Linked DNA regions of Homo sapiens: all the other regions are linked to region 3. The links are chromatin loops, found by intact Hi-C in ENCODE. Cell type or tissue: endothelial cell of umbilical vein. All regions are shown on one strand. Links, peaks and the distances in the headings refer to the core of each region. The heading gives the core; the rest is flanking DNA.

Region 1 (6,343 bases), core at 591-5,590, 170 kb before region 3:
TATATACATATATGTGTATATGTGTGTGTGTGTGTGTGTACATATATATATATATATATATATATATTTTTTTTTTTTTTTTTCTAGATGGAGTATCACTCTGTCGCCCAGGCTGGAGTGCAGTGGCGTGATTTCAGCTCACTGCAACCTCTGCCTCCCGGGTTCAAGCCATTCTCCTGTCTCAGCCTCCCGAGTAGCTGGGATTACAGGTGCCCCGCCACCATGCCCGGCTAATTTTTCGTATTTTTAGTAGAGACAGGGTTTCATTATGTTGGCCAGGCTAGTCTCAAAACGCCTGACCTCAGGTGCTCCACGTGCCTCGGCCTCCCAAAGTGTAGGGATTACAGGCGTGAGCCACTGAGCCCAGCCTAACACAATACTTTAGATGGCAAAATCAAATAGTGGTTAGATTTCTTGAGGTTATACAGTTAAATGGTTTCCCCAACTTCCTGTTTTCACTGTTTGACAATGCTGTTTCTTAGCTGCTAGGGAAAAATATGTATTCACTGACATTTGTTCTAGTAAATCCAAAGTAAACACTATATTAAATGCTATTTCATTCAATATACATAAAATAATCTTGGCTGGGCATAGTAGCTCACACCTGTAATCCCAGCATTTTGGGAGGCCAAGGTGGGCAGATCATTTGAGGTCAGGAGTTCAAGACCAGCTTGGCCAACATGGGGAAACCCCGTCTCTGCTAAAAATACAAAAAAAATTAGCTGGGCATGGTGGCGCATGCCTGTAATCTCAGCTACTCAGGAGGCTGACGCAGGAGAATGGTGTGGACTCGGGAGGCGGAGCTTGCAGTGAGCCGAGATCGTGCCACCGCACTCCAGCCTGGGTGACAAAGCAAGACTCCGTCTCAGAAAAAAACACCTTGACTTGCACATAAAATAATCTTGGCACCTATCAGACAGTGGAAATAGCAGGTAGTTCTTGGTGCCAACTAAGAGGAGTAGGTTAAATTCATTTGTTTTACTAATTATCTTCTTAGAAAAGATGGAATATTCACTTTGTCCTCAACCCCCTTAATTTGGTTAAAAAAAAAAAAAAAAAAAAACTAAAGTGAACTGTTATTTAGATTTCTTGGTCTTGTTTGCAATTTTTATTTATTTATTTATTTATTTTTTTGAGATGGAGTTTTGCTCTTGTTGCCCAGGCTGGAGTGCAGTGGCGTGATCTTGGCTCACTGCAACCTCCGCCTCCTTGGTTCAAGAGATTCTCCTGCCTCACCCTCCCGAGTAGCTGGGATTACAGGTATGTGCCACCATGCCTGGCTAATTTTGTATTTTTAGTAGAGATGGGGTTTCTCCAAGTTGGTCAGGCTGGTCTTGAACTCCCGACCTCAGGTGATCCGCCTGAAGATTACAGGCATGAGCCACTGCACTCAGCCTGTTTGCAATCTTGAATGGAAAAGTGGAAAACATGAAGCTGAACACTTCTGTTCTCTTTTTGCACTAATATGCAACTCTTGGTCCTATCTTACTTCCCTGTGTATGTTATATGCAGAAGTGAATGACACTAAAAGAAACCCAAGCACCCCCTGGGTGTCAGTCTTCCCCTGTCTTCCCCAAGATTTCATCAGTTATCTTCCAATATGTTCCCAGTATTCTGCATATCAGTCATGGGCCTCATTACATTGAACAATGATTACCTATTAACTTTGTGTTCTCCACCAGTCTGTGATGGCAGGAATATCTTTCCCTAGGCAATAGTGTGTCCCACTGTTTAGCATATAATAAACAGATTTGTAATGATAAGTATTTGTATAATAAATGAAACAAAAAAAAGAGTGCCACTAATCTAGCCAAAAATAACATTCTTACAGACTCTGTATAAATCTTTTTCTAATGTACAATTCTTGAAAACTAAACACTGGCTGGTTCCAACCCACTGTTTCTTAATAAGATGCTGCTCTAATTAACAACACCTACTTCAGAAATATGACTAGGATCAGAATAAAATTTCTCTCCTTCTGTCACCATAAAGTCTGACCATCTCACTCTAATCAATATCCAATCAATCAATGAGAAAATAGGTGATAATCTAGCACTGTCCTAGTTGTATGACAGATACAAGATATGTATAGACACTGCCCCTTTCCTCAAGAATCTCAAACCTTGCTAAGAAAATAAGGACACAGAGCATAAAATGCTTTAGGAGCAAGATCAGGAATTACACTTCATCATTTAATGGATTTAGAGTTAGAAGGACCTAAGGTCAAATCTTGTGAATGCCACTTCCTACCTATGTACTCTTAGTTGAGTTACTCTACTATAGAAATGAGGTTAATGACACCTTCGTCATAAGATTATTTTGAGACTTATTAAGATATAATGCACATAGAAGGTTTATCATCATAGTGACTGGTGTATAATAAACAATAAATGAGTGCGAGCATTGCCATTATTAAGTTTTAACAGCAAATATGATCCAGGTATGAGTTTGTATGAGTGTGGGCAGAAGGAGGAAGAGAACAGTATGATCCAAGTTAAAAATGGGAGTCAGCATGACAGAAGGGAGCTGTGGAAACCAAAAACTGGACAGTAGATGGAGCTAGATTATGGAGAACCTTAAAAGCCAGAGTACTGGCTTGATGTCATGAGCAACAGGGAGATTTCTAAGTGGGAAGAACCCTAGGACAAGAGTGACGTTTAAGATTTGTCTGACTACATTGTGCATGATAGTTCAGAGTCAGAGGGGTAAAGCTTGTATCTTTTTGGGGCCCTTTTTTTTTTTTTTGAGATAGAGTCTCGTTCTGTCGCCCAGACTGGAGTGCAATAGCGATCTCAGCTCACTGCAACCTCCGCCTCCCGGGTTCAAGCGATTCTCTACCTCAGCCTCCCGAGTAGCTGGGATTGCAGGCATGTGCCACCATGCCTGGCTAATTTTTTACTTTTTTTTTTTTAGTAGAGATGAAGTTTCACCATGTTGGCCAGGCTGGTCTCGAACTCCTGACCTCAAGTGATCCTCCTGCCTCGGACTCCCAAAGTGCTGGGATTACAGGCGTGAGTGAGCTACTGTGCCCAGCTTCTGGGGCCCTTTATTGCCTCTGTTACCATGTGTTCTTTCTCCTCGATATTCTGAGTTTCATGGACATCTTACTCTGGTTTCTCACTTTCTAATTATTTATTTTCAGTTAGAAATTTCTATTCTTCACATTCTTGAATTGAAACTGCCCTCCGCCCTCATATACCCAGTTCCTTGGGGGAGTTCATCTGCTCCCAAGAGTTCAATTAAATATATACCAAAATGACCCTAAATCCACAGTTCTGAATGCAGAAAAACCAGCCCTCTCTGGTTTAGTTGTATTACTGAAGAAAGGTAGTTAGGTTTGGCAATTGAAAAGAAATGTCAAGGTGGCAAAATGGCAACAATTTTGGCTCTTTTTCCTTGGTTCGAGAAAGGCTAGGAACTTGAAGGAGGCGATTACCACTGCTAGGTTAATTATATAAGAATGCCATCCATCAGCTCAATGGCTCACCTAGTTCATAACTGTCTCTCATTAAGGCTTCAATGAACTACCTTCCACCAATGACCATTAACCTCACAGGGTTAGAAATGTAGCCCAGATATTTATATCTTTTCATAATAACTTGTTGAGAATCTTTAATTCATGAACTTATTAAGCCTATTTATATTTTTAATTTGTGCCATTGCTTGGGAGAAGTTCTGTAAATTTTATTATTGACCAGAGAAAGTGGAATTGCTTCTTATTTTCCCTGAAATTAACATATATTTAAGGCGACTCTTGAATTTAAATATTTCAGAAATTTTCAAGTCCTGCCAATATCCTAACTAAAAAACCAAAAACCTGATCTTGCCTTTCAAGTGTTTAAATTCCTAGGCCAAAGAGGCCTGACTCTTTCATAATATTGATTTCGGTGGTCTTTATGTGAGCTTTGCTCTAGAAAAGTGAAATATAAATATGGATTATATCTATTAACACCATGCCTTTAAATCATTTGAACTGAACCTCCACTTATAGCATCTTTAAGGTCTATTTTGCACAGATCACATTTCTGGGTAGTGACAAAGGTCAAAAAAATGTTAACATAGCCATTCTATTCTGACTATTATCTTGAAAGGTTACTAGAGGCCCCAGTAGACAGATATAAACTTTAAGGAAAAAGCAAATTCTCTGCTGGAATTTTTTACAGAGACCTCAACTAGTTCATTTTCTTTTTAAAGTAAAAGCATTTTTGAAAAACCTTGCAAAACACAAAAGCAGCGGACCAAGTTCCAACAGTGTTCCTCAATGACAAAAGGAACAAAACGTCTGCAGACAATTAGAAAAGAGCTAGGAATTTAACAAACCAAATGAAGTGTGTTCACTTCTAACTAAACAAAATGCACCACCTCTGACTCCTTATGCAGAAACTTTGGATCACAGAATCATCTCTTGGGTATGACAGAATTTTTGAAAAGCAATGTAAAAACCAGAGTTCAAATCTCCAGTCACAAATGTGAGCATGAACAATTTCCTCAACTTCTTAAAGAATCATTTTCTTCATCTATAAAATGAGGACAATAATATCTACCTTGCAAGGCTGTAGAGAAGAGTTGTGATAATGTGGACAAAATGCCTAGCATAGTATCTGGTGCAAAAAGGTATTTATAAATACTATATATTTTTATTGAGAATATCACTTGCATATCATCTAGTAGGTAAGCTTATAAAAAATTAGTACCTTTCATCAAATTGTGTAATGCTTTTTTCTTTCTTTTTTTAATGAGAGGGGACATATAAATTAATATTTACATTCTATCATTACGAATCTGTTATTAGTGTTATCACACTATGGCCAAGTACCTATTTAGACAATTTAAACTTTGATTTCTAAGAATAAGTAATTGGGAAGGGAGAAAAACATTTTAATTATATAATATTTAACACATTGCACCTAAATTAAAAAGTAATTATTCTCTGGAGGATTAAATGGGAATACCCTAAAAACACAAAGTTTTTAAAGAGTGGTATAGATTCCCAGCTTACTGTGAAAAATTCCCAACTACTTTCAAAGATTTTAACAACTCCAAAATGGCTGACAGTAGGTAAACAGAATATAAAAACAGATGGTTCAGACAATCTGAATACAAGAAAAGCAGGTGTTTAGCAAAACAGAAGCATTTGCCAGTTTGCCAATGCTGCTGGTTCCTGCTTCAACACTCTGCTTGCCTCCCCCTACCCCCACATCTGTTCACTAGTACTTACGTGATACATTAAATTGACACAGAGGATGAAGACTAACAACCTGCAAACCAAGAGTCTACAGAGGAGATCGCTGTTATTTTAAAATAGGATTTCCTCTTCTTTGAGGTTTCTCTCACTATTTTAATCTTAGAAAGGTGGAAAAATGTGTCTTTCTTCACAAGTAAGACACGTTCCATAGATTTAAGAGAATTATTTTCAAAAGAGCACAATAAAGAGATATTAAGGCCTGGCTTACAAAACACATTAATATAGATAGATGCAAACTAATTCAAAGTGTAAACCATGTCTGCAGAGTATACTCTATATTGCTCAAGTACAATAAACAAAGAAAGTACCATAAATTAGCTTCTGGACACTGTAAGAAAGCAATCATAGCGTGTCTTTACCAGATGTGTAATGAAACTATGCATTTCTCACAAAATCTTTCACTTTTGTTTTGCCTCTGAACAAACTAATCTAGGGACTTAAGGGAGATTATGATATAATTTAGAAGGAGGCTGATACAGTAAGTGAAATACGGTAAGTGAAAAGAATAAAATTAACAGTCATGTGTTGAGAGAACCCAAGATAGGAAACAGTTCTCCTGTTTAGATATTTTTATTTGTGTGATATGGGATTTTGGGGAGAAAATATATATAACTATGTGGACTTCAGTGGACACATGAAAAATGAGCATAGCTCAGAGCTCAGTAAAAAATGGAACAGTAAAAAAGATCCATGGTATCTCCAAAAGAGGTTAGGGATGCTAACAGTGGATGTTGGTAGATATCAAATGAGGAAAGGGGCCTTTGTACAGTGGCCAGGGAAGTTGAGGTGATTTTATAGAATGGGTGAAGACAGTAGGTAAAGTTAGATAGCTTGTACGTGGTAGCTACAGAACCTATGGTTAGGTTTACTTTACCAGCAATCAGCCTCTTGGTTGACTATTCTAGTTTTTACCACATCACTTGTACTGAAGTTTCAGGGACAGGGATGATGACGATAATATGAACAGCTATCGTTTACTGAGTGCTCATTATGGGCAAGCACTATGCTAAGCACTTTATATACTTTATCTCATTTAATCAACATGGTAAGTCTATGAAGCAGGTAGACATTAATATCACAATTTTACCACTGAAGAAA
Region 2 (6,343 bases), core at 519-5,518, 190 kb before region 3:
AGTTAAGTCATAATCACTCAACAGAAGGGGCAACAGTAAGTTCTAAATGCCCACTGTATGAAGTTTTGAAACTATAAAGGAAGGGAAAACAAGTCTTAATCTCTAATAATTTACAATCTAATAGGAGACAGGACCAGCAAATACTAAACTATATTACATTCATACCCAGATATGTAGATTGAAAACAAGGTGTTCACAAACATTAAGAAAAATAAACCACGACTTGAAAGAAAATGAAGGGAATTAACATTTAGTATTAAAGGACTAAGGATTAAGCTATTTCATGATGGCTTTACTAAGTCTTTAGCCAAGACTGAAAAATTGAATAAACCTAGTTGAGTTACAGTGTGTCAAATGAGGGAGAGTGGCAAATGTGGTGATTCAGTGAAAGATAATGAAGGTTATCAAGGGGTAGGTAAAATAAATTTCCTTGGCCCAAGTATAAAGTACAAATTGTGGTCTAATGGAGTATCAGGAAGTTAGCTATGGGAACTCAGTAAGTCAAGTACGGTCAAAGGACTCAAATTTAAGTCAATACTTTTGCTTGACCTAAGAAGCAGGTGGAAGAGATTGTGGGCTTTTGGGAAGAGAAATGATCAGATCAAAACAATACTCAAGGTACGTAATTTTGTGAAACAAAAATCTAAAGAACTTGGTGAAGGTCTAAATAAGGGGGCTACAGAAGAGGAATAGGGAGGATTCTACACCTGATTCTAGTATTCAAACAAACAGAGGAGATAAATTATGGGATGACTTTTCTGTAGCTGATAAAGACAGAAAACAATGAAATAAATCAACATTTCCTCTGATAAAAAATGCTAATAGAAGTATGCCTGAGGGATGTAAGCTGAAACTAGTTTTATTTAACATTCTCACAAACCATCTGGAGATGGTGGTATTCAGTAAAATAAAGCAATGCATTTTAATACTGTTTCACAAAAGCAGAAATATTACTGTTTATTGCTAAATAGTTCCTGTAACAGACATAAACAATTTTAATTTCATCCATCACCCTTGTTTCATTCTTGCCCTTTGCTTCATCTCTCATCCTCTACTCTTTCCTGACACCTACCACATTCAGGATTCACACCCAAATGGTGGGAAGGTCAGAAACAGATGTGAGGATGTCTGGTTTGCACATTACTTGGTAAGTTTAAAAGCTGCATACTTAATGGTTTATCTATAAGCTTATGTCTAAATGACCTCGAATAAAAGGGGCTCCCTCAAATCAGCCATATCACAATGTCACATACCCACATTATTTTTAATGTGTAGATTTTCAGAAAATTCGTATGTAATTTATCTGAGTTAAATTTAAACAGAAGAAATAGAAACTATATTAATAAAACAACTGACTTTAAGCTCTTTGGAGAAATATAGAAAAGGAAGTTTGCAATCAGTGTCAATTCTGTTAGAATTTAAAATCCACGAGGGCAGGGTCTGTGTTTTATTTGTTCTTTTGCCGTGTACTTAGCAAATGCTTAATAAATATTTGCTGAATTGAAAGAGGTCAATAAGATTCAAGATGAGTATGGAATTAAATTTAAAAATCACTATTTTAGTCTTACTAAATGTTAACTCTAGATAAGGATGAAGTTCTAATTATTGTACTTAAAACAAGCAAGCAAAAGAAAGACAAATGGAGCTGGGAAAGGTAGGGGTAAAAAATAAAATTTTCATGGTCATCAAGTGACTTTGATAGAAAATAGATTCTTTGGCTTGTAGAAACGAAAATGACTGAAATAAACTAGTAGATAAATAGATTTATCATGCATATGGATGGGACTTACATTCACCAAATTCAGGTGTACAGGAACTTAAGGGGATAATCTTAGAGAGTCAGTCTGAGGCCAAATGGAAGGAATTATTTCTTTATATCAAACCAAACCAGAGCCAGCTCCACAGGCATGCGGGCTGTATACTTGCATAGTGGACCCTGTGCCTAGAAGAGCCTCTTCATGGTTTAATGCTTTGCTGTTGAGGTCTTGAAATTCTTAACATTTTTTGACCAAGTAACTCCACATTCTTCTTTTTGAGGTGGGCCCTGCAAATTATGTAGCTAGCCTTGCAATAACATGGAGAAGTCATTAATCTTGAGAACTGTTGCGGTTAACAGTATCCATAAGGTAAAAAAAAAAAAAAGTTTGGATAAACTCAAAAACGAATGTGGAACTCTCTTATAGAGTCTGATTTTAAAAAGCTAGATATTGGTATCTCATTGTGGTTCTGATTTGCATTTCTCTAATGACCAGTGATGATGAGCTTTTTTTCATATGTTTGTTGGCTAGATAAATGTCTTCTTTTGAGAAGTGTCTGTTCCTATCCTTCGCCCACTTTTTGATGGGGTTGTTTTTTTCTTGTAAATTTGTTTAAGTTCCTTGTAGATTCTGGATATTAGCCTTGTCAGATGGAGAGATTAAAAAAATTTTCTCCCATTCTGTAGGCTGCCTGTTCACTCTGATGATCGGTGATCATTAAAAAGACAGGAAACAACAGATGCTGGAGAGGATGTGGAGAAACAGGAACGCTTTTACACTGTTGGTGGGAGCATAAGTTAGTTCAACCACTGTGGCAATTCCTCAAGGATCTAGAACCAGAAATACCATTTGACCCAGCAAATCCCATTACTGGGTATATACCCAAAGGATGATAAATCATTCTACTGTAAAGACACATGCACACGTATGTTTACTGCAGCACTATTCACAATGGTGAAGACTTGGAACCAACCCAAATGCCCATCAATGATAGACTGGATAAAGAAAATGTGCCACATATACACCATGGAATACTATGCAGCCATAAAAAAGGATGAGTTCATGTTCTTTGCAGGGACATGGATGAAGCAGGAAACCATCATTCTCAGCAAACTAACACGGGACAGAAAACCAAACACCACATGTTCTCACTCATAAGTGGGAGGTGAACAATGACAACACATGGACACAGGGAGGGGAATATCACACACCAGGGCCTGTAGGGGGGTGAAGGGCTAGGGGAGGGATAGCATTAGGAGAAATACCTGATGTAGATGATGGGTTGATGGGTGCAGCAAACCACCATGGCACGCGTGTACCTATGTAACAAACCTCCACGTTCTGCACATGTATCCCAGAACTTAAAGTATATTTAAAAAAAGGACCTCAAAATACACACACACACACACACACACACACACACACACACACACACTCTAGATATTTTTAGTTTTCTCATGTTTGATGATTATGTAATAAAGGCCAACCACCAACAGAGGGCCTGATAGAGAATGAAATTTCCTTTCTGAAACCCAAGTGGAGCATGTTAACTGCTACAAATTTGAGTAAAGAATAAATTGCAGTAGAAATACTGATCAATTATCTTTCAAAAGAATAAAAACTTGAAATAATGATTACCGAACAAACAGAATTTTGGATAAAATGTGATACTCTTCTCCGTTTTCAGCATTTAAAATAAGTAAGTTTACTTGATTGCTCTGTATGACCCTTATTCTCTCTCCAGTTTTCCCAGGAGCTTCCTTGATTCAATCATTTGAACAATCTCTCCTTTTCCCATTTAGACAGAAACTAAAATTTCTGACCAGGAAACATTTCAAAGAAGGGAAAGATCCCCAAGTACTGAACTTGAACACAGCGGGCTGGCTCTGTACAGAGTCATTTCAGCTCTGTGCCTGTTCAAAAAAGCTACTTCAGAAATTCTTGGAATTTGGTCTTGAAAATATAAAGAGTATGTTAAACAGTTACTCAAATGTATTTGCTAAATTTATTATAAATACCCATGTAATGAATCTGATGGGAAAACATTAACTTTCTGTCAAAAAGGTCACTGGATTTTAAAATAACAATAATCTTACCAATTTGAAAAGTTTCAAATTTGGCAAACAGCAATTCTGGGGTAAAATGCAACAGTCATCCAGTTACAATCTGGGGACTTACGTCCCCACATCATTATTTAGGAACTAGACTATCTCTAAAACTGTAAGTCTAGTGAGTTTTATGAAGTCCTATGAAAAAGTGTCTGTGAGGGAAGTACCAGACTTTTCTGCTCAGGACATACAATGCAGCTCTATTTTCTAACTACCTAAAGACAGAAGTTCTCAAAGTATGGTCCTGGAGCCACCAACTTAACATGAGGCTTGTGAAAACTGCAATTCTCAGGCCTAGGCCTAACACCTCCTGAAAGAGAAACTCTGGGGAGTGGGGCCTAACAATTTGTGTTTTAAAAAGCACTCACATTCCGATGCTCACTAAAGTCTGAGACTACTGCTTTAAGGCAACCAAAGGCTTTTTAATACTTCCTAAAAATGGGGGTCTTGTGTGATTTCAATTTCTAACAAGTGGTCAGATAAAAGACCACCAAAGTTCAGAGACTGGCTTTGAGCACCATAAACACTGAGTAAGGTTCATCTGAAGCAGATAAAATAGAAAAAATAAAACAGAAAGTATCTGAAGACATGTACTATAAATAAAGAACATTAAAAAACTTCATAGTGAGAAACATGCTTTTCATTTACTTCTAATATTTTAAATAAAAATATTTTGAATATTAATATATAAACAGATTTCCAATAACAAGGGCCTATAGGTGATGGTTTTGATCTTGCGTGTTTCTATTGCTGAAGAATGTCATCTTATTCCTAATATAGAAATAATGTATTGCTTTAAAATCAAGACTGAAAAACACATTATAATAAAGAAATCCATTGGAAAAACAAAACATGCATTAGGTAACCAGTAACTGCACTAAAACAGATACACCACTCACATATTCCATTATGTAAATGAATTCAAAGATATTTCATGACTGATCAGCTAGAAGGGACATAATGATTTATAATTCAAATAACTGAGCACTGAAATCAAATTGAACTAATATATATTTCTAAATATGCAAACCTGAAATAATTGCTAAAAAATATAAATCAATGTACCCATGTTGAAATCATTCCTATCCCCTGGCTTAAAATATTATAGCTTTTAAACTTTTATCTAGTAAGTTTTCTGAAAATATGATTTTTTAATTCACTTTGAGAAGTACTCAAAAGCAATAAACAGCATGTAAAATAAAAGGCTATAATATTTGAATTAAAGAATATATAATAGGCTTAATAGGATAGAAAAAGATCTTAAATAGCAGATACAAATAAATTAGGCATTATGCAAATTATACTAAAAGAATACAAATCAAATTAATTTTATACTAAATATCAATTTCAACCTAAAAAAATAGGGTAAATCTAAACAATAGATATATGCTATAAAATAACTGAGGCTTCTTTGCAGATAATATGCTTTCAAAGTAATTCATTGTGAAAAGGCCAGAGTTTGCAATACTAGGAAGTACTTATAAACCACTTCATATGTTAGAAATAAAGAGTATTTCAGCATTATTATTAGAAAAAAATATGGGTTGAGTTTTTTTTTTAATAAGAAAAAATACATATCTTAAAAAGCCAAATGACCATTGGAATTGGGTTGTACATCACTTTCCAGTAAAAAGGAAAAACAGCCTAGACAGGTGTAATTTATCATTTTTCTGATTTAATATCAAAGAAATATATTAAAATAATAAAAAGAATCCTGAAATCCTCAAAATTTGTAGTGATAAATAGCCCTCCCTGGCTTTATTGCATTATACCTACTAACAGAAATATTGCATGGTGGATTTTGCCAGACAAGGACGATTATTTTCCAATAAAAAGTTGCATATTAAATTCCAGCACAAAAGTGGGTGTCTAATACTTTGGAAATCTTTTATGGTTTACCAAGGAATACAATTTTAAACTTAACTAACATAAACATATTCCTGGAATGAACCTACATTAAAGGTTTCCATTCAATGCCACCATTTTCAGAATTTGTCCTCATATTAAAAGATCAGCTAATCTTAGTGATTAATCCAACACTTATCTTTCACAAGTCCTATATATTTGATAGCTAATGTAGAAAAGAAAATCTACATGATTCTCTCTAGTTGTTAGAAATATGACAATACTGTCAACTAGACTTTAGTAAGAAGATTCTTGGTTTTAGAATTTTAAAAATCTGCTAGACAGAGAAATCTAAACATTTAATGTATAATGGGGAATCTTATTTTAGATTAGATTAGATGTTGATTTGGTGGGGGCAATAATCAAAGAAATGGTCAAAAAACTTATTTTCTTTGTATTACTCCATTGTGCCTTTCAACTAATGAAAATGATGTTCTTTTCAACTGAAGAATATTAGAGATATATTTACTCACAGGAATGCAGTTTTTATAAGGTAATATTTTTAGAACATTTTGACCTCCTTAAAATTAAGTTACATACTTTCTTTTAGGACACGAATTTCTGACAATTACA
Region 3 (6,343 bases), core at 748-5,747:
CATGAGTTAGCAAAGACCAGTATACATCTGAGGAAAAAATATAAAAACACACATACTCCAATACATTATTAAGATGTTTAAACTACTTAATACCAAGCTCTCAGGCTAAACGTATCTATTCTCCAAATACTAATTTGCCTTGGGAATAATATCCAATGATTATCTTCTTACACTTATCCTACCAAAACAGTATAACATATTAGTATAGAAGTGATTAATTAATATAGGGAACTTTTAAATAATCATGAAATAAATGATTAAAAATTAAATAATCCACAATATTCCTCATTCAGTTTTGCAGGAAACATTTGACATTAAAGGATCACTATCTTGAAACCTAAAATTCTTTTCGCAATATTTCGATTACAAACTTGTAGCTATTATGACTTATGTTTCCAAATGATACTCAAGCCATCATAATATATGGATGTTAAGCATTCACTGAAGAGGAAGCAAAGATGTGGGATGGATTATTTACACAGACTGAATAGCTTCAGCGTTTCTGCAGCACAAGTAGGATAGATTATATCTCATCCTGATTCCCTTCAAGCAAGATACTTAAGTCAATTATAAGCATTAGAAAATACTTCCAAGTATGTAGTATGAGATTCTCACTGACAACTATTTTTGACAAATAATAATTTTAGCACCACCATTACAGGTGAACATATTTCTAGTAAAAACTTAGTAGAGGGTTTGCCTATGACTTTATTACTGAAATACCAAAGTTACTGACGTGTATTCACACATGATCTTACTTTAAGCAACTTGAATATTTTTAAGATAGCAAATTCTACCCAAGACTCCGGTAAGGAAGGCTTCCCATCTTCATCTTACAAACTGGTTGCCAGTAGCTAGGACTATAGGTGCATTGCCACCATGCCTGGCTAATTTTTTTCCAGTCAAATAATGGCATATTTAATTTGGTACAAAAATAATAAACAGTAAGAGGTATCTGGCAGAGTCTCTGAATGTTCAACAACATCCATCCTTATTCCAGAAGCAAGAACTATCACATAAGTGCAAAGATCATGTATGTATAATACATATATAATGAACTGTAGACATAAAATTTTAATTATGAAAATCTTTTATCAGGGAAAATATGCATATTTGTGGCCCTAGCCTTCTGATTTGTGGACGAAGATTGCCTTGTTGATGATTTCCACAAGATCCAATGACTATTAAAAAAAATTACAGACTGATGGAGGGACTGGGTTTTCAAGTCGTAAAATTTAGTAACTAAAACCTCTTTCAAATTGAAAGTCTTCTTTAGTGCTGACAACTCTTCAAAGTACATCTACTTGGTATTTGGGTATTTAGTCACATACTACATGGTATTTCATTTATTATTCTTATTCCTAGAATCACCAAAAAAAAAAATCAAACACTAAAAGATAGGTGGAATACAGAAAACTTTTCTCTACCAGATGAAATTATCACCCTCTCCCTTACTTAAAAAAAAAAAATCAATCATCAAACTATAATTACTCGAGAACAATCCAAAAAGTGCCATTCACATCAGAATGCACGTGGAGTTTTACTTTGTGCATTTATCCACAGATACCGAATTTTATAATGATTGAGAATTTATAATCATTAAAAGTAAGTAGAAAAAAAGAGAGGAAAAAATAGAGTAAAAATATTCTGTGGGTAAGCATATATTTTATTAAGTAATCACAAAAAATCATCATCTTTGAATTCTTCCAGGATCTAGCATAGCACAAGGGAGAGAGTAAGTGTTTAATGTATATATAATTACATAACAAAATATAATTCTCACAAGATTTGATGTCAAATAATGGTATATTTGGTATGATAAATAAATAGTAAAAGTCAGCTTATTAAAAAAAAACTAAGCCCATATTTTTCCAATTTACTTCCTGTATTTCTCTAACTTACACCATAATTTTAATTACCAGTGGCTGCAAAGATTTTAACTAGATTTTTCTGCCCCAAACATCCTCGTCTAGTGCTTAATGCTCTTGCACCAACACTTAAATGCACTTATGGAATTCATTCTCAAAAGTAGAATTTGGCAAATCTATTTATACAGCAAAGACGTTTTTAAATAAAATAATTAGGCCTTTAGTCTAATTATTTGCTCAACTTTCTGTTAAGCAGGTATAAAATGTGTGTTTTTAAAAACAGTTAATATATATTACCATGTAGGATAAAAAAGTGGGAAGCGGTATAGAGAAATTATTTTTTTTTTAAAAAGGCCTATCTGAATACTAATGTATTATATATGTATTGAGCATATGACATGACTATTAAAATAACAAATCCCTGAACAATAAAACTATCTAGCAGTATGTACATTAACTTGAAATATAAGCACTAACCACTCACCAAGAAGGAAAACCTAACTAGGTCAAATTGTTATCTATTACAAAAACTGATTATGATATATTTATTCAGTATATGGTAGTCAAAAAGCAGCCCAGAAATAGTCTGAAAAGCTTTAAAACACTTAACAGAAAAAAATCCCTAAAGTCACTAAGCATTATTCTGTAACAATCAAGCTTCAACATATAATCTTAAAGGTCACAGGTGCCTTTCCCCTATAATCTACATGATATATTTGGCATGCTGAAATATTTAAAATGTTTCAATGTTTAGTGTTTAAAAGGTATTAAAGCTGCTACCTATTTTTCACCAAAGTGAAAATTCTATGTATGAAACAATTTGTTTAGGATGAACTTTCTAAACACTTTTCCCCCAAATTGTGTATCAAATACAAACATACAAGTTGCCAGTAATCAGAATATATCCAAGTACCATGAAACAGCAGCTAGTACATTATTTTAACATTGGATTGCACTTAAAGTTGTAGTAGTCCATTGAAGATACTATCATGAAATGTTTTTCTATTTCCTTATTCAAGTGTTTTCCTACTCAATTTAACAGTAACTGTTATTACAGTAACATACCATACAGGAAGACATAACAATTGCAGGGAAAGAATGCCATCTGCTGCTTCATATGTGTACTCAACAGTAGGAAAAAGGTTGAATAATAAGTAATTACACAAAACAATTTAGAAATCCATATACACAGATAAAGCTTGAAAGTTTAGATAATTCCCCGTTTTTATTTTGGACAATTTGAAAATACATCAATGAGAACTTATCTTTTAAAAAATTTCTAGATTTGCAATTATTATGGGTACATCACAGGTATATATATATATATGTTTATGGGGTTCATTTGATGTTTTGATAAAGGCATACAGTGTGTAATAAACATCAGGGTAATTGGGGTATCCATTACCTCAAGCATTTGCCATTTGTGTTAGGAGCATTCCAATTCTACTTGTTTAGTGATTTTAAAATATACAATAAATTATTGTTCACTATAGTTACACTACTGGAGCACTTATCGGCTTAATGCAAATTTCAAGTTATTCCACAAAAAAGATCTAAACATGCTTATATATCACTAGTTCATGACACTTATAAACAAGGCTTTTACTCAGGTACTGAGAGCCACAGAGTCAAAAGGAAAGGTTCACTTCCTGGCCTTTACAAACTTATTTATGAATTACTATATTATCCTCTTTAGAAACTTGTGGTTTATATGCAAGGAGATCATATAATTTATCATCCAAACAGAGACATTTTTGAGAATGAAAGATGAAGCTATTAACTAACAATCTGCCAAGACAACAAGCGTGAGCTGGGGAAATCTCAGGCAAATCTGGATGTATGGTAACTTTATTTATAAATTACTATTCTGTTTTCACTCCCTCTGGCTTCATAACCTTCCCAATGCCTTGAAAATCTTCCTGAAAAGCAATTTGGAAATTTTTAGGAAATATGTAAATTCAGAAGAATGAAGGCAAAAAATAAAAAGGAGGAAACTAGCATAGGTATACACTCCCAGACAAGATGGTACCCCTATCCAAGCAGCTACCACAACACATACTGATTTTTTCACTTCACTTTGTTATACCATTTGAATTATTTGGCACTAATAAATATTTTCTTTAGGAAAGGCAATCCTTTCCAGGAGAATTCATTTATACAATAGCATGACATCCTTCAATTGGAATGTTTTCCAGTTGACATCTGGCAGATGAAAGGTACTGGAAAGAAAGCAGATTTGCACAAGTGCACACACGTGTGTGTTTTCCTGTATACCTAGATGGTGATGAACAAAAGAGATACAAGGGATTTCACCCTTTGGTGGTGAAAGATTGAATAGGATATCAAAACAAGGAATGAAGAATGAGAGCAAAAATTTTGAAGATTAACTTGTCTATTTCAAAATTTAAATGGAAGAGAGAAAGGGAATTACTTCTTGCTCAATTTCTGGTATCCTGTTTTGGGAGGACAGAATTCAGGCAAATTCTATTATACTATGCTTGATCAGTATCACTGTTTATGGGTCTATTTTTAAAGGAAAATACATTCCAGGACCTTAACAACACGTATTTATTAATTTTTGGAATTTCACTCACTGATAAGGTTTCATAACCAACCAAGACAAAACTGATGTTTATGGTAGGGTAAGCTTGAATAAAGGGATTTAAGAACAAAGTTCAAAACTTCTAACTTTTGGTAGATATTCAGAAGCTAAGATGTGTGTGTGTGTGTCTGTGTGTGCATTTGTGTGTGTCTGTGTTTGTGTATGTATGTGTTTGTGTGTATATGTGTGGTTCTGCGTGTGTGTGTGCCTGTGTGTGTATATGTGTCTGTGTGTGTCTGTGTGTGCCTGTGTGTCTGTGTGTGTATATGTGTATGTGTCTGTGTGTCTGTGTATATGTGTGTGTCTTTGTGTGTGTGTCTGTATTTTAAAAGGACTCTTCCTTATCCATTTTTAAAACTTAAAAATCACATTTTAATTGGATTAAAAATTAAAATGGACCTTTTCTAATAGACATTTAATATAAAAAATAATACTTAAAATTGTTATCAATAAACTAAGATAATTTATAATTAGAGTAAATGGTGACACACCAGGTAACAACTAATGGATACAAAAATAAACAGGAAATACTGTAAAATTCTGATACAGTCTAAGAAATATTCTAAGAGTTTTAACGTTTTAAATTATACCCTAATAAATAGGTGATCATTTACATATGTATTTAACTATTAGCTACACTTTTTTTTTGTTTTTGTTTTTTGAGACAGGGTCTTGCTGCCTCATCCAAGCTGGAATGCACTGGTGTGATCACAGCTCACTGCAGCCTGAAACTCCTGGACTCAAGTGATCTTCCATTTCACCCTCATGAGTATCTGGGACTACAGCCGTGTGTCACCATGCCCAGCTAATTTTTAGAATTTTTTGTAGAGACAGGGTCTCGCTATATTGCACAGGCTGGTCTCAAACTTCTGGCCTTAAGTGATCCTCCCGCCTTATCTCCCAAAGCACTAGGATTACAGGGGTGAGCCACTGTGCCTGGCCTAAACACACTTTTGGTTAGAATATTTTATTCCATGAACATTCTGGAGTACTTTAATTATATGTTACTAAACTCCTGGGTGGGTTATCTATGTACCTCAGAAAGAAACCATACACCCGGATGACAAACTGGTCAGTCTGTAGAGACCTGAATTTGCTGTACCTTCTTGACTAGAATTCTGGTGCTCTAGACACAAGGTAGGCTGCATGTGACTGCTATGTGTCTGCTTTCCCAGACTTCCTACTCTTAAAAAACTCCTTCCCTTACATCAGTTATTTATTTATTTATTCAGTATTTGCTGAAAATCTAATGTTAGGCTCTGTAATGCTCACTGGGAATACCACAAGCCTTAGCTATACTAACCTATCTGGATTTCTTCCAATGTAGAGCTTTAAGGCTTTGCACATTCTGCTTCTACCTCCTAGAACAAGCATCCCATTTTCCTTCCTCTTCAGCAGCTTCAACTAATTCTTCTGGATTTCATTCAGGAATCTTCTCTCCCAGAAGCCTTTCTGATTCCCAAAATCTGGGTTAAATACACTGTCCCCTGTGTTTTCAGGGCACCAAACGCTTACCATTATTTTTTCATGCATAAAACTATGTTGTAATTGTCCAAATTTGTATTTCTACTAAAATTATACACATACATGATTTAAAAAGTAAAACAGTAATAAAAAACTGCCATCCTCTGACATACTCCTCTCCATATCTGATTCCAATACTCAAGTCAACCCATTTTCAACTCTTTCGGCTATTTCTTTTACTATTTTCATTCATTCTTCTAAATAAACAGGCAGACAGAGCTATTTCCTGATATAAGAATTTTTCACATTATCTTTTGACTCCCTAACATATTTATGATACTGTATTCATCATTCATAACTAAGTTCCATGGTACTATGATTCAATTCCCTTTTGTGCACAAATGTTTAG
Region 4 (6,343 bases), core at 943-5,942, 220 kb before region 3:
ATACGCAGAATGGCAGTCACATTCCCCAAGTGAGGAAGATGTAAGGAAAAGAGTTCTATATTTGATGTCATAAGACTCGAATTTGAATCCCAGCTTTAAAACTTAAGGCAAGGCAATTTATCAGGCTTACTTTTGTCATCTATAAAAGGGGCTAATAATGCATTTCTCACAGAGGCACTGTGCCAAATAAATGTGATAAATTTATGTGAAAATGCCTAGCAGAGCTTGATACACAGTAAATGTTCCATAAGTATTTAGTTTTAGAGAAAAAAAACAAAAACTTGACTCTTGAATAGAAGAGATCTGACTTGTACTCTGGACTCTTAATTAAGCTGTCCTTAGGTTGATGCTTGGGAAGAGAAAAAGAAAACCCATGAACAGATGCTAGAATGTCGGAACAAAGAGCACAAATAAACATAATTACAAAACAAGGGGGTGCGATAATTGAGATATACAACTGTGACTTCTAAAGATACTGTTTCATTGCAAATACTCAGCTAGAAAATGGTCTCTGAACTTTTTTTTCTACCAGATTTTCTCCTTTCTCACACTTTGGTAATAAATGAAAACCTCTTTAGGAAGGAGTTCAAATTATTATTAAGCAAACAGTGAATCCTGACCCTCCTCTTAATGGCTGATTCAATTAATTTAATTTCAAAGTAGCAAATAATAGTTTAACTCTCAGAAGTATCTAGAATTTCTCATCTTCTCCATTCTTTCTGCCTAAGAGATGACTCAATATAACTGGATGTTATTTATAGGAATATTCAGTTTCTGCACTGTCTAACAGTTCACAGAATGATGGTTATCTGAATTTCTGAATCTTGAAAACTCTGAATTTTTGTTTCTGCTCCTTTAAATTACTTACTCCTTTTTTTCTCATACTCTCACCAGTTCTTATTTTTCTATAACCAGCTGGCCTCCTTGTAGTTCCCTCATGTAACCTGCTGCTTGTTTTTAAACATTTTGCCTTTTTATATAGCCTTTTTTCACCACCTGAAGCCTGTTCCTCTCTTTCTCAGCTTTTCACACTCCTGGAAGCCTCCAGAACAAAATACATCTTCTAAGAAGCCTTCTTCAAACTATTCTATTCTGACTCCTTGGCTTTGCAGTGTTTCTATTAAAGTAGGCTTTTTGTTCTATTTTTATTAGGTACACTTACAAGTTTCAGGCTATGCTTCAAATAATTTTAAGCTTCCACATACACATGAGATATCTACCATTTAAGTCTAAATTAGTCAACAAGAACCATGAGTTTTACTTTCTTTGTGTCTAGTACAAAGGGCTCTAAAAATATTTTAGACTATCCTCGTTATACAAAAATATTAATTTTTATTTTATCACAATTTTTTCATTCCTTAAACGATATCAAATTAATAGAAGTGGTCTATAGGACTCAAATCTATTGGCTTTTTTTTTAAAGTGGCAAAATGTGGCTATGAAATTATATCAATGTTTCATTCTAGAAAATGTTACTACAGAGGAAGCATATAATAATGTTTTAAATGAATTCAACTGAACAGAAAAATTCAGTGTTAATGTGAATAAGAAATAGATTTCTTATGCTCAAACAATATCTTTTATCTCAAAGCAGCAGATAATACTGCAATAATCTACATGGATACACAAACAACACTAAAGAGAGTGTTTTCTCAATAGCCAAAACATATCCAGCCCCCATATGAAAAAGGAAAGCTGTTAACTAAGAGCTCAACCAGCCTACTAAGTAATTTGAGCGTAAGAGGTGATCTTATTGAATTTGAGGAAAGGAGGAGCTACAGTTTACCATCTCATTTAAAATAGTGCAAAGAGTTTTATTTTAAAAGTTGCCTCTCTCCTATAGTTGGTCAACACAAGATTGGTCTGAAGAGTGACAGGCTCTTGTATTTTTAGTGAGGCTGTTTTGGGGAGTGGGATATGTCTGGAGATCTAACCCTATGGATTCCTTTTTGGGTAGTTAGGGAGAAACTGCTGAGTTCTTCAGTCTGCTGCATGGTGAACAGTTGTCTGTGTGCCAAGTGTGAGACGAATGGGCTGGGAAACAGCTGAAACGAGGCTCCTTCCACCCTGACCCCCAAAACAGGGTTTCTAATGGAAAGTCTCACAGACCCTTTACTGTAGTGGCACTACTGGGGGCAGCTATAATATTATCCTCATAATTCTACTATATAATAACAACAAAGAAAAAGAAGGTGAAGGGTCATTGTGCTTTGTCTTTAGAATTAAGATGGCTGTCTTCATCCTTACAGCATACTCTTAATTCTGAAGACACATCTTAATAACCTCTAAATAGTTCCAACAAAAGAGCCGTGTCAGAGGAATGAGCAGGCCCCAAGGTGTTTCAACTGGAGTGTTTTCATCTGCCTTTATTGCTCTATCCCTCTCCAGAATTAAGGCAATAACCTGTGATAAATTATTCAGGAACTGCTACAGGGATCAAAGCAAAATCATTCTGTTAAAGTGCTGTTTGCAACATTTGGCACTTAGTGCGAAAACTTTTAATGTGCGCATGCTGAAAATCAAGGATTTTAAATAATTTAACATTGTGGAGTTTTTACAAAAGGACTAAAGATAGCAGGTTCCTATTTAACTGCTTCTCTTTCTCTGAGAAGTTTTCATTCATTTTCCTTGAAACTGATGATGTCATGACCAAATCAAAAACGATGCACGAGTCAGGGGAGTACTGGACTATATTTTACCATGGACATAATTATAGGGGGAAACATACGTTTTGAAAGAGTACTCTAAAGCTAGGATTTGTCAGAGTATTTTTTCCTTTTCCCCTTTACTTTGAAGAGAAAAACCCAAGACAAAATTTCAATGTTTTCTTCAATTTTATTAAGAATAAGTAAGAAAATAAAGCTATAAATTTAACACTTTTGCTGCATTTCCTCCTCTAACAACTGTATTTCAATTTGGCAACACAGGTCCTTAATGTTTAAGTTTATCCTGAAATCTGCATTTGAAACTATCTATAAATAGGGAGTTAGAAAATGCTGGTAAGAGGTGCAAATTAAATGAATTTGGCAGTCCTGCGGCATTTTCATAGAGATATTTTAACAGCATCACCTCCTGTGGATTGGAATACTAAATACTTTATTGAAGAACAAAACAGAAATGTTTTTATCTCTAGTACTTGCAAAATGAAGTACCTGAAAGCACTTTTGCATGTATTATTTATTCATCGTGATAGAAAAATAGCCTTAACCTAATAAATTACATTTAAAAGCATTTAGTGCAAAAGTTTTGTTTATGATAAAGCAACAGATTTAGTTTTTTATCGGTAGCTTAAAGCACCAAGTTTTCTTTATACAAATTAGACAGATGGTGCTTACAGTAGAATTTACTAAAGGTCTGTCACAACAAATGCAGCCAAGCTGCATATTTAATCACTGCAGAATCTTGTCTACCTGCAGCTGCCAACTGCTAATCCAATTTCCCTGATAAATGTGGCAAGAGACACGATCAGCAATAAAGAGCATCTAACTCCATTTTCCTGCAGGGCGTCTTTTGATGAACATTTAGGACGGAAGCACGGAGTGCACTGTGTGGCCTTGGTTCGTGGCAGCTGCATGCATTCTGAGGCACAGTTCTCAGGTTACTCACTTAATTCTGCCACTATCATTACGTTGCTATTGATCTCAGTAGCTGTTGCCTACACAGCATTACTCTAGATGAAGCTGAATCAGGCAGTTATCATGCATCAAACTTGCTCAAAAGCCTGGAGATTTCCCCTTAATTACTTGTGATTTTATTTGCAAATACCGTTAAAGTGTAATCAAGCAGTCACTTTCCAGGGTCGTTAAGAACTTGCTGGTTTAGGGATATATCACTGGAACTCCATTAAAAATGACTCTAGGAAGATGGTTTCTATCAAACTAGATGGGATTACAACAAAATGGTCTTGGAATATAATGAAATCTTCAGATGAGACAGATGTAATTTTCATAAAGATGATGTTTTTCAACTTCACTGCTCCTTTTTGATAAAGGGCAGAAATAGCAACCTAAAAGCTGCAAAGATTTTGTTGGTCACTGAAAATATTTGGAAGACATCTAAAAGATACAGCTAACCTGAGTGGAAACTCTGGTGAAGAATTTCAGGAAGACTATAAACACAAACAGAATCTGTAAGATCCTTCTTTTGGTTTTAAAATTCTATAACTATAGCATGCTGATAAACATTAATTTCAAAAATTCTTTTAAATTAAGAGGTATAGCATTTGGCTGATTATTTTTTGGTAGAAGAATTACATAAAGATAATTATCAAAGGGTGTCATTTTTCTATTTGGCTTCTTACTGTTAGTTTTTTTGTTTTTGTTTTCTTTTTTTTGGTGAAGAGACACTATGCAAAAGATGGTTAATATTTCCAACATACTTCAAATAACTATGAAATATATGACTCAATTATCACCAACAAAGGTGTCTACATTCTCTGGAGTGCATTTATTAGTCTGTTAAAAATAATAATCAGTGTCAATTTATTTAATATTTCCCTGATACATTATAATTTCAGAAGATACTATTTCTATTTAGCAGTGCTTGTGCTTCCCATCCCCCTCCTTAAAATACGGGGCTGTTTTGTCACAGACAGCTTGCTACACTTAAGGATTTTACTAATAAAACATAATGTTGTCTTAGATATTATGACTGTTGCCACAGCTGAACTGACTTGTCAAATCAATCCTAATATGGCTCCCACAGGCACATAAAAACCTTATTTAGCTATCAGTTATCCTAATCACTTTGTTCCGTTTAAGAATGCAATACTTCAAGACCAGTTCCTATTTATACATATATGCCTAGCCATTTAATAAAGTCTTGATTTATATAAATTCTTGTTTAAAAAAATATTTAGAGATGTAGTGTTTTAGTATGTGTATGTTTGTGCATTCCTCCATATAGATCTGTTGTAACATAACAGTGCAGGATAGATGAGGGAATAGGGGTGTTTAAAGTGGTGTACCCACAAGAAATATCCTATTAAAGATAGTAACTGCCAGAGGAAACAAATCTATGTCATCTTATCATGAACTGACTGTCCAAAACTATTTGCTGACCTCAAAGTCCATTTGTCTAAGAAACTAGAAAAATGCTTAAATAAAAGTAAAAATTAAAGACATGCAATTGGGAAAGCAGGTCTGAGGAGGCAAAGAGTACACACAGATATGCAAAGCCCTTTTCTGGATCTAGATATCCTAGAAAAAACAAAACTGTCATTCCTCATATTTGGAAACAAACCCACCTTTACATCTTCTTGTTTAAAGTTGTTGTTGAATATTTGTAATACTGTTTCAAAAGCAACTGTAAGAGGCAGCATGAAATTCTCAAATTCATCCTCATCTTCACCTATCAGAGAAACAAAAGGGTCACTACGGTTTAAAATGCATAGAATTGTACATTGTCCTCAGCATTGAGTGCTTCATTTAGGCTTAGAAATATTCCCGAGAAGGGGTCAGCCTGCATTCACATCCATGCCACATTTTGTACTTTTGCTCACTGAATATTCTGGTGTTGTGCCTTCTCTTTTGCATCAAATGAAATAGCAAAATTACTTACCAGCCATTTTTTTTTTCCTGGTTCTTTAGTGGATCTAATAGACTCATGCCCCAGGCATCTCAGTCCTTTAGCTCCTAGGGCCCCTAGAGCTTCTCTAATGCCTCAAGGAAGACCACTTTCAAAGCCTCAGAGACGCAGTGTTTTTTTTTTCCCCCTTCTCTTTGGGTGCCAAGGCCCTAAAGGGCTCAAAGACTCAGGTGCCCAGATAGCTCTAAGTTATTATTCTCTTTTATTTATGTTCTTTTTAATTAATTTATCAAATAAATGGCAGGGAAACTTTTATCTGCCAAAAAGGATGGGGTCCCTTATGGGTCATTTGGATTTTAAATACATTCTCCATGGGTACACTTCTTACACTAAGCTTCCTTTTTTTTCTCTTTTTTTTTAAATAGAGAAGAGGGAAAAGAGACATTTCCTATTAACTTTTTACTTTAAAGGTAGACTGCAGTTTCCTCAAGGATTCTGTCAAAGCAGAATCTTCACTTCACACATGGATATGCACAATTGATAATTTATATAGTATTCTTTTTCAAAAGGGGTTTCTTTTAAATGAGAGATTGAATTCACTCATTCATCCTAAGTCACAGGGAGCTACGAGCTGCACTCTACTGAAGAAACAGGCAGAGAAAGGTTAAGTGTCTTGCTTAAGGTGGAATACTTAGTTGGAGGTGGAACGACATGGTTCAGACCTCCTAATTTCTATTCTAACAGTAGAGTTTTTCAATAGAGTATTAGAGAGGAAATGAGCTCAGAGAAGGTCCTCAAAGTTTGGTCCTTGACCTGG
Region 5 (6,343 bases), core at 874-5,873, 360 kb before region 3:
TGCGCCCGCTGCTCAGAAGATACCGTGACTCTAAGAAGATCAATCACCACATGTATCATAGCCTGTACCTGAAGGTGAAGGAGAGTGTGTTCAAAGACAAGCAGATTCTCATGGAACATATCCACAAGCTGAAGGCAGACAAGGCCGGCAAGAAGCTCCTGGCTGACCAGGCTGAGGCCTGCAGGCCTAAGACCAAGGAAGCACGAAAGCAACGTGAAGAGTGCCTCCAGGCCAAGAAGGAGGGGATCATCAACACTTTGTCGAAGGACGAAGAGATGAAGAAACAAAAGCTCCCCCTTTGTCTGTACATACTGGCCTTTGTGATTACATAGATCAGCCATTAAAATAAAACAAGTCTTAAAAAAAAAAAAGGATGGGTGCGATGGCTTATGCCTGTAATACCAGCACTTTGGGAGGCCGAGGTGGGCGGATCACCTGAGGTCAGGAGTTTGAGACCAGCCTGGCCAACATGGTGAAACCCTGTCTCTACTAAAAATGCAAAAAAAAAAATAGCTGGGCGTGGTAGCGGGCACCTGTAATCCCAGCTACTCAGGAAGCTGAGGCACGAGAATCGCTTGAACCCAGGAGGCAGAGGTTGCAGTGGCGAGACCACACCATTGCACTCCAGCCTGGGCAACAAGAACAAAACTCTGTCTCAAAATAAATAAATCAATAAATAAAAGTTATCTCTGAGTAGTGGGATTAGCCTGTTAATTTTTTGAATTATACATGTCAAAATGTAAAATGTGTATTATTGGTGTATATTTTAAATCAAAGAGTATCTGTTTATGTATTTTTTTTTTTTTGAGATGGAGTCTCATTCTTGTTGCCCAGGCTGGAGTCTAATGGTGTGATCTCAGCTTGCTACAACCTCTGCCTCCTGGGTTCAAGCGATCCTCCTGCCTGAGCTTCCCAAGTAGCTGGGATTACAAGCATGCGCCACCAAGCCCGGCTAATTTTGTATTTTTAGTAGAGTCGGGGTTTCACCATGTTGGTCAGGCTGATCTGGAACTCTTGACCTCAAGTGATCCACCTTCCTCGGCCCCCCAAAGTGCTGGGATTACAGACGTGACCCACCATGCCCAGTCCAAAGAGTGTCTGTTTAAATTAAATTCTTTTTTTTTTTTTTGAGACAGGGTCTCACTCTGACACCCATGCTGGAGTGCAGTGACATGGCTTATGGCTCACTGCAGCCTCAACCTCCCAAGCTCAGGCAATTCTCCCACCTCAGTCTCTCATGTAGCTGGGACTACAGGCGTGCACCATGCCCAGCTAATTTTTGTATTTATTGTAGAGACAGGGTTTCCCTTTGTTGTCCAGGCTGGTCTCAAACTCCTGGGCTCAAGCGATCCACCTGCCTCAGCCTCCCAAAGTACTGAGATTACAGTACTGTGAGCCACTGTGCCCAGCCCTAAATTGAACTATTGAACTAGCCAATATAATTTAGAAATTTAGAATTAATTAGAAATTTATTTATTTCATTTTAAATTTTTATTTATTTGTTTTTTTGAGAGAGAGTCTCACTCTGTCACTCAGGCTGGAGTGCAGAGGTGTGATCCCAGCTCACTGCAACCTCCACCTCCTGGGTTCAAGCAATTCTCCTGCCTCAGCCTCCCAAGTAGCTGGGATTACCGGCACCTGCCACCACGCCTGGCTAATTTTTGTATTTTTGGTAGAAACGGGGTTTCGCCATGTTGACCAGGCTGGTCTCAAACTCCTGACCTCAAGTGATCCCCCTGCCTCGGCCTCCCAAAGTGCTGGGATTACAGGCATGAGCTCCCAGCCTTATTTATTTATTTGTTTATTTATTTATTATTTTGACAGGCTCTCTCTCTGTCAACCAGGCTGGAGTGCAGTGGTACAATCATGGCTCATTGCAGCCTCAAACTCCCAGGCTCAAGCTATCCTCCCACTTGGCCTCCCAGAGTGCTGGGATTACAAACGTTAACCACTATGCCTGGCTAGAAATTTAGAATTAATTTAGGATTTTGCTTAAACCAACTATTTTCTCCTAAGCGAATGCAGGACCAACTTTTTTTTTTTCCCGAGACAGAGTCTCACTCTGTTGCCCAGGCTGGAGTGCAGGGTGCAATCGCGGCTCACTGCAACCTCCACATTCTGGGTTCAAGTGATTCTCATGCCTCAGCCTCCCGAGTAGCTGAGATTACAGGCATGCGCCACCACGCCTGGCTAATTTTGTATTTTTAGCAGAGACGGGGTTTCTCCATGTCTCGAACTCCTGACCTCAGGTGATCCGCCCGCCTCGGCCTCCCAAAGTGCTGGATTGCAGGCGTGAGCCACCGCGCCTGGCCCATGCAGTAGATATTTATAAAGGGCCTCCTATGTGCCAGGTGAGGTAAGTCAGAGAACTCCCAGCGCTGGGGCCTGAGCCACTGAGTGAGTGGCGAGCCATTAATGGGTACAGGAAGGCCAGGAGTTAAGTCACACTTGGGCTGAGAGTGGTGGAGTCAAGAGGTCGGGTTGGGAAGTGCTAAATTTAAAATGCCCATTATATATCGTCTAAGGGTCTGAATGCAGGCGCCCAGGAACTCAGGGGAGAGGGTGGGATGGAAAGAAAAATCCTGGCAGTCAGTCAGTGAACACTGGTCCCCAGAGCCTGCCCGGATTTGAGTTACTGTCAGTATTTGGGTTCAAACCCTAAAAGCTGAGGAGCTGATCCTGACCTGGAGATCCGTTTCAGCAGGGATGTGTCTGTCTCCGTGCTGACTCTTAGTGAGGTTTAGAATAGTGTGACAAACTCAGAGTTACAGCAGAGGGCGCTGTCAATCTAAAGTCCTAAAGCGCAGGAAAGGTTTGTGATATGCTGGGTGGATTTCAGCTTAAAACATAGTAAAATAATTGAGAAAGGGTCTACACCATATCTTGGCTTATAACCTGAAATAAAACAGAATCTGTAATATTTTACCTTGAAATATCACTGTGTCCTGAAATGCAAATAAGACAAATAACACATATTAAAGAACAAATTAATGATTTACATGACCATGTGATTGTAGTTTATAATCTTATAAGAGTTCTTTAAATTCACAGGAGTCAGCACAGAGCTGATATTTTAGGGAAAACATATTGTATGCCACATTATACACATACACACAGAGTACAATTCTGATTTTTTTTTTTTTTTTTTTTTTTTTTTGAGACAGAGTCTCGCTCTGTAGCCCACGCTGGAGTGCAGTGGCGCGATCTCGGCTCACTGCAAGCTCTGCCTCCCGGGTTCATGCCATTCTCCTGCCTCAGCCTCCCGAGTAGCTGGGACTACAGGCGCCCGCCACCACGCCCGGCTAATTTTTGTATTTTCAGTAGAGACGGGGTTTCACCGTGTTAGCCAGGATGGTCTCGATTTCCTGACCTTGTGATCCGCCCGCCTCGGCCTCCCAAAGTGCTGGGATTACAGGCATGAGCCACCGCACCCTGCCCAATTCTGATCCTTTTTAAGAGTTAAGAATAGATGAAATATAGACATTGTGATTGCAGTAAACATGTTAATTGACAAGTGATAGCAAGTTTTTCCTCACTATCAGGCGAAGCAAAGTAGTCCTGGTGATACAAGCTACTTGTAGGACTTAAATGGCATGAACCGAAGGAAAACAAAGGACAAATAGTGAATAGGTGCCAATTCAAGATTTAAAAATAATTTTTTTTTTATGACCAGGCGTGGTGGCTCATGCTTGTAATCCCAGCACTTTGGGAAGCTGGGAGGTAGGAGGATTGCTTGAGCCCTGGAGTTTGAGACCAGCCTGGGCAACACAAGGAGAACCCCATCTCTACAAACGTTAAAAAAAATTAGCCAGGTGTGGTGGCTCATGCATGTGGTCCCAGCTACTTGGGAGACTGAGGTGGGAGGATCACTTGAGCCCAGAGGGTCAAGGCTGTGGTGAGCTGCTGAGATCATGCCACTGTACTCCAGCCTGAATGACAGAGTGATACTCTGTCTAAAAAAAAAAAAAAAAAAAAAAAAGGAAAAGATAGCCTGATAGTACTGATGAAACACTTAGAACAGTGCCTGGTACACAGAAGGCACTCAATAAATGCTAGTTCCTTTCTTCCTTTGCTCCATTTATTTCATTTTCTTTTCAATTTACTTCTAATAAAAATATTATGTTTCCGGCTGGGCACGGTGGCTCATGTCTGTAATCCCAGCACTCTGGGAGGCCAAGGCAGGCGTATCACCTGAGGTCAGGAGCTCGAGACCAGCCTGGCCAACAAACATGGTGAAACCCCGTCTCTACTAAAAATACAAAAATTAGCCGGGCGTGGTGGCCAACACCTGTAATCCCAGCTACTCGGGAGGCTGAGGCAGGAGAATTGCTTGAACCCGGGAGGTGGAGGTTGCAGTGAGCTGAGACCACACCATTGCACTCCAGCCTGGGCAACAACAGTGAAACTCCGTCTCAAAAAAAAAAAAAAAAGTGTTTGCCACAAAGATTAGTAACATTAAGTATCATTCTCTATTATTGATTTGAGATGTTAGGAATGCAAAAGATAAAAAGTAGGGGCTCTTGGCAGATAGAAAGTAAACTTCCAATTGAGAACTCACTCTGTGGGTTTGTTATCGCTGCTGTTTGTTTTTGATAATGTGCAATTATAGAAATTTACAAAGATCCTTTTAAGAGGGCAATGTCCTGCTTTCAGAGTCAGTTTGCTTAGGCATAGATCAGCTCATAGACTCTCTGTCGCCTTGCTATTGAATTAGGGCTATATTTTTGACAAGTACAGCAGCCGTATCGTCACTTTAATCACCCAATAATCCACTGTGTCTCTTTATGCTAATAAATAAAACATCCTTCGTTAAATATTTCCTAGTAAGCAATCGAAGACCTGTAATCTCCACCCCTATATGTTACAAAGTAAAATGATATAACAGTAATAAAATCAAATCAAATCATGTCTAGGAGTTTTATAGACAACTAATAGCTGCAATTGAAAAGTGCAATCAGATACCAATTGAAGGGTACTTTTTTCTTTAATATAATGTACTATGCATATTTCACTAACTGTCTCATGATGTCAAATGAATTTAACAAGATGATTATGTAGGTCAAATTACTTAGTAAGTTCTTTTAAGAATGGCTTTTAGACCTATTATGACTTTTAATGGTGCAATTTGTTAAATGATTGGAATTTATAAAATCCTGCCTGCAAGTGCCTGTCAGAAATACTTGCTGTGCCCTGGTGATTTATTTTTAAAACTACTTCTTGCTTGTAGCAATTGAAACAAAAATGACCACCATAGAGCAACTTCTTGAAGCTCATTTCTCATTTTTAATTATTTAAAATACTTTCTTATTATCAAATTATAATTTGAATATTCTAATTTCAAAGAGCCTTCTCACCAAATTTCTCTCAGCTCTATATGAAGATGTCCTGGAAGTTCTTTTATTCCCTTCAAATATGAAATATGACCCTGCTTAATTTATGTGGGGAACTATAGACAGAATAGATATTATTAAACTTTTTAAAGTGGTCTTTAGTTCTTTTATTGTATATCTCTAACAATAAAATTTTAAAGGGAGAAAACAATGAAATATGATTGAAACATTCAGTCTTTGTGCTTGGAAGATTGCCTTTGTATATGTTGCCTTTTGGTATCTGTGGGTACCGTATTTCAGTTTTATGCAGTTTGAGAAGGCTCCCTATTCAAGCTAAGTTTTTAAAAATTGCCCACCAAAAATCGCGTAGCTATCTCTTGTCTTTTTTTTTTTTTTTTGAGACAGAGTCTTGCTCTGTCACCCAGGCTGGAGTGCAGTGGCACGATCTGGGCTCACTGCAACCTCTGCCTCCCGGGTTCAAGTGATTCTCCTGCCTCGGCCTCCCGAATAGCTGGGATTACAGGCGCATGCTACCGCACCTGGCTAATTTTTTTTTATTTTTAGTAGAGACGGGGTCTCACCGTGTTAGCCAGGATGGTCTCGATCTCCTGACCTCGTGATTCGCCCACCTTGGCCTCCCAAAGTGCTGGGATTGATTTTCTTTTCTTTCTTTTGGGACAGAGTCTTGCTCTGTGGCCCAGGCTGGAGTGCAGTAGCAGATCTTGGCTCACTGCAACCTTCACCTCCTGGGTTCAAGCTATTCTCCTGCCTCAGCCTCCTGAGTAGCTGGGACTACAAGTGTGTGCCACTGTGCCTGGCTAATTTCTGTATTTTTAGTAGAGATGGGGTTTCCTCATGTTGGCCAGGCCGGTCTCGAACTCCTGGCCTCAAGTGATCCGCCTGCCTTGCCTCCCAAAGTGCTGGGATTACAGATGTGAGCCACCACACCCAGGCTTGATTTTCTACCTTTAAAAATTACTGTAGCCGGGCGTGGTGGCTCACGTCTGTAATCC

The links. A loop is a pair of places that touch in the nucleus more often than their neighbours do. Peaks named below come from ENCODE experiments on the same cell type or tissue, not always from the same donor. Only the 100,000 strongest peaks of a DNase experiment are listed, where the experiment ranks them.
Region 1: it touches region 3 in a loop (9-fold over the local background); 8 of 110 quality-filtered maps call a loop at or near these places.
Region 2: it touches region 3 in a loop (10-fold over the local background); 3 of 110 quality-filtered maps call a loop at or near these places.
Region 4: it touches region 3 in a loop (7-fold over the local background); 3 of 110 quality-filtered maps call a loop at or near these places.
Region 5: it touches region 3 in a loop (12-fold over the local background); 13 of 110 quality-filtered maps call a loop at or near these places.

What each region holds. Positions count from the first base shown.
Region 1 is chr5:171,148,819-171,155,161 of GRCh38, reverse strand. The region is part of intron 14 of RANBP17 (RAN binding protein 17); the gene reads right to left. Among named protein-coding and RNA genes, the nearest start is that of TLX3, 160 kb to the left of the region's middle. In endothelial cell of umbilical vein, for the core only: no CTCF peak of the experiment used is centred there; no DNase peak of the experiment used is centred there.
Region 2 is chr5:171,171,601-171,177,943 of GRCh38, reverse strand. All of the region lies in intron 16 of RANBP17 (RAN binding protein 17), which reads right to left. Among named protein-coding and RNA genes, the nearest start is that of TLX3, 130 kb to the left of the region's middle. In endothelial cell of umbilical vein, for the core only: no CTCF peak of the experiment used is centred there; no DNase peak of the experiment used is centred there.
Region 3 is chr5:170,983,414-170,989,756 of GRCh38, reverse strand. The region is part of intron 14 of RANBP17 (RAN binding protein 17); the gene reads right to left. Among named protein-coding and RNA genes, the nearest start is that of RANBP17, 120 kb to the right of the region's middle. In endothelial cell of umbilical vein, for the core only: no CTCF peak of the experiment used is centred there; DNase peaks (open chromatin) are centred at 2,936 and 4,056.
Region 4 is chr5:171,198,676-171,205,018 of GRCh38, reverse strand. RANBP17 (RAN binding protein 17) reads right to left here. Exons shown (of 28, transcript NM_022897.5): 19 at 5,246-5,349. Among named protein-coding and RNA genes, the nearest start is that of TLX3, 110 kb to the left of the region's middle. RefSeq lists an enhancer at 2,005-4,033. In endothelial cell of umbilical vein, for the core only: no CTCF peak of the experiment used is centred there; no DNase peak of the experiment used is centred there.
Region 5 is chr5:171,338,985-171,345,327 of GRCh38, reverse strand. It overlaps the pseudogene RPL19P10. Among named protein-coding and RNA genes, the nearest start is that of SNORA70J, 24 kb to the left of the region's middle. In endothelial cell of umbilical vein, for the core only: a CTCF peak has its summit at 2,766 (motif pointing right); a DNase peak (open chromatin) is centred at 2,797.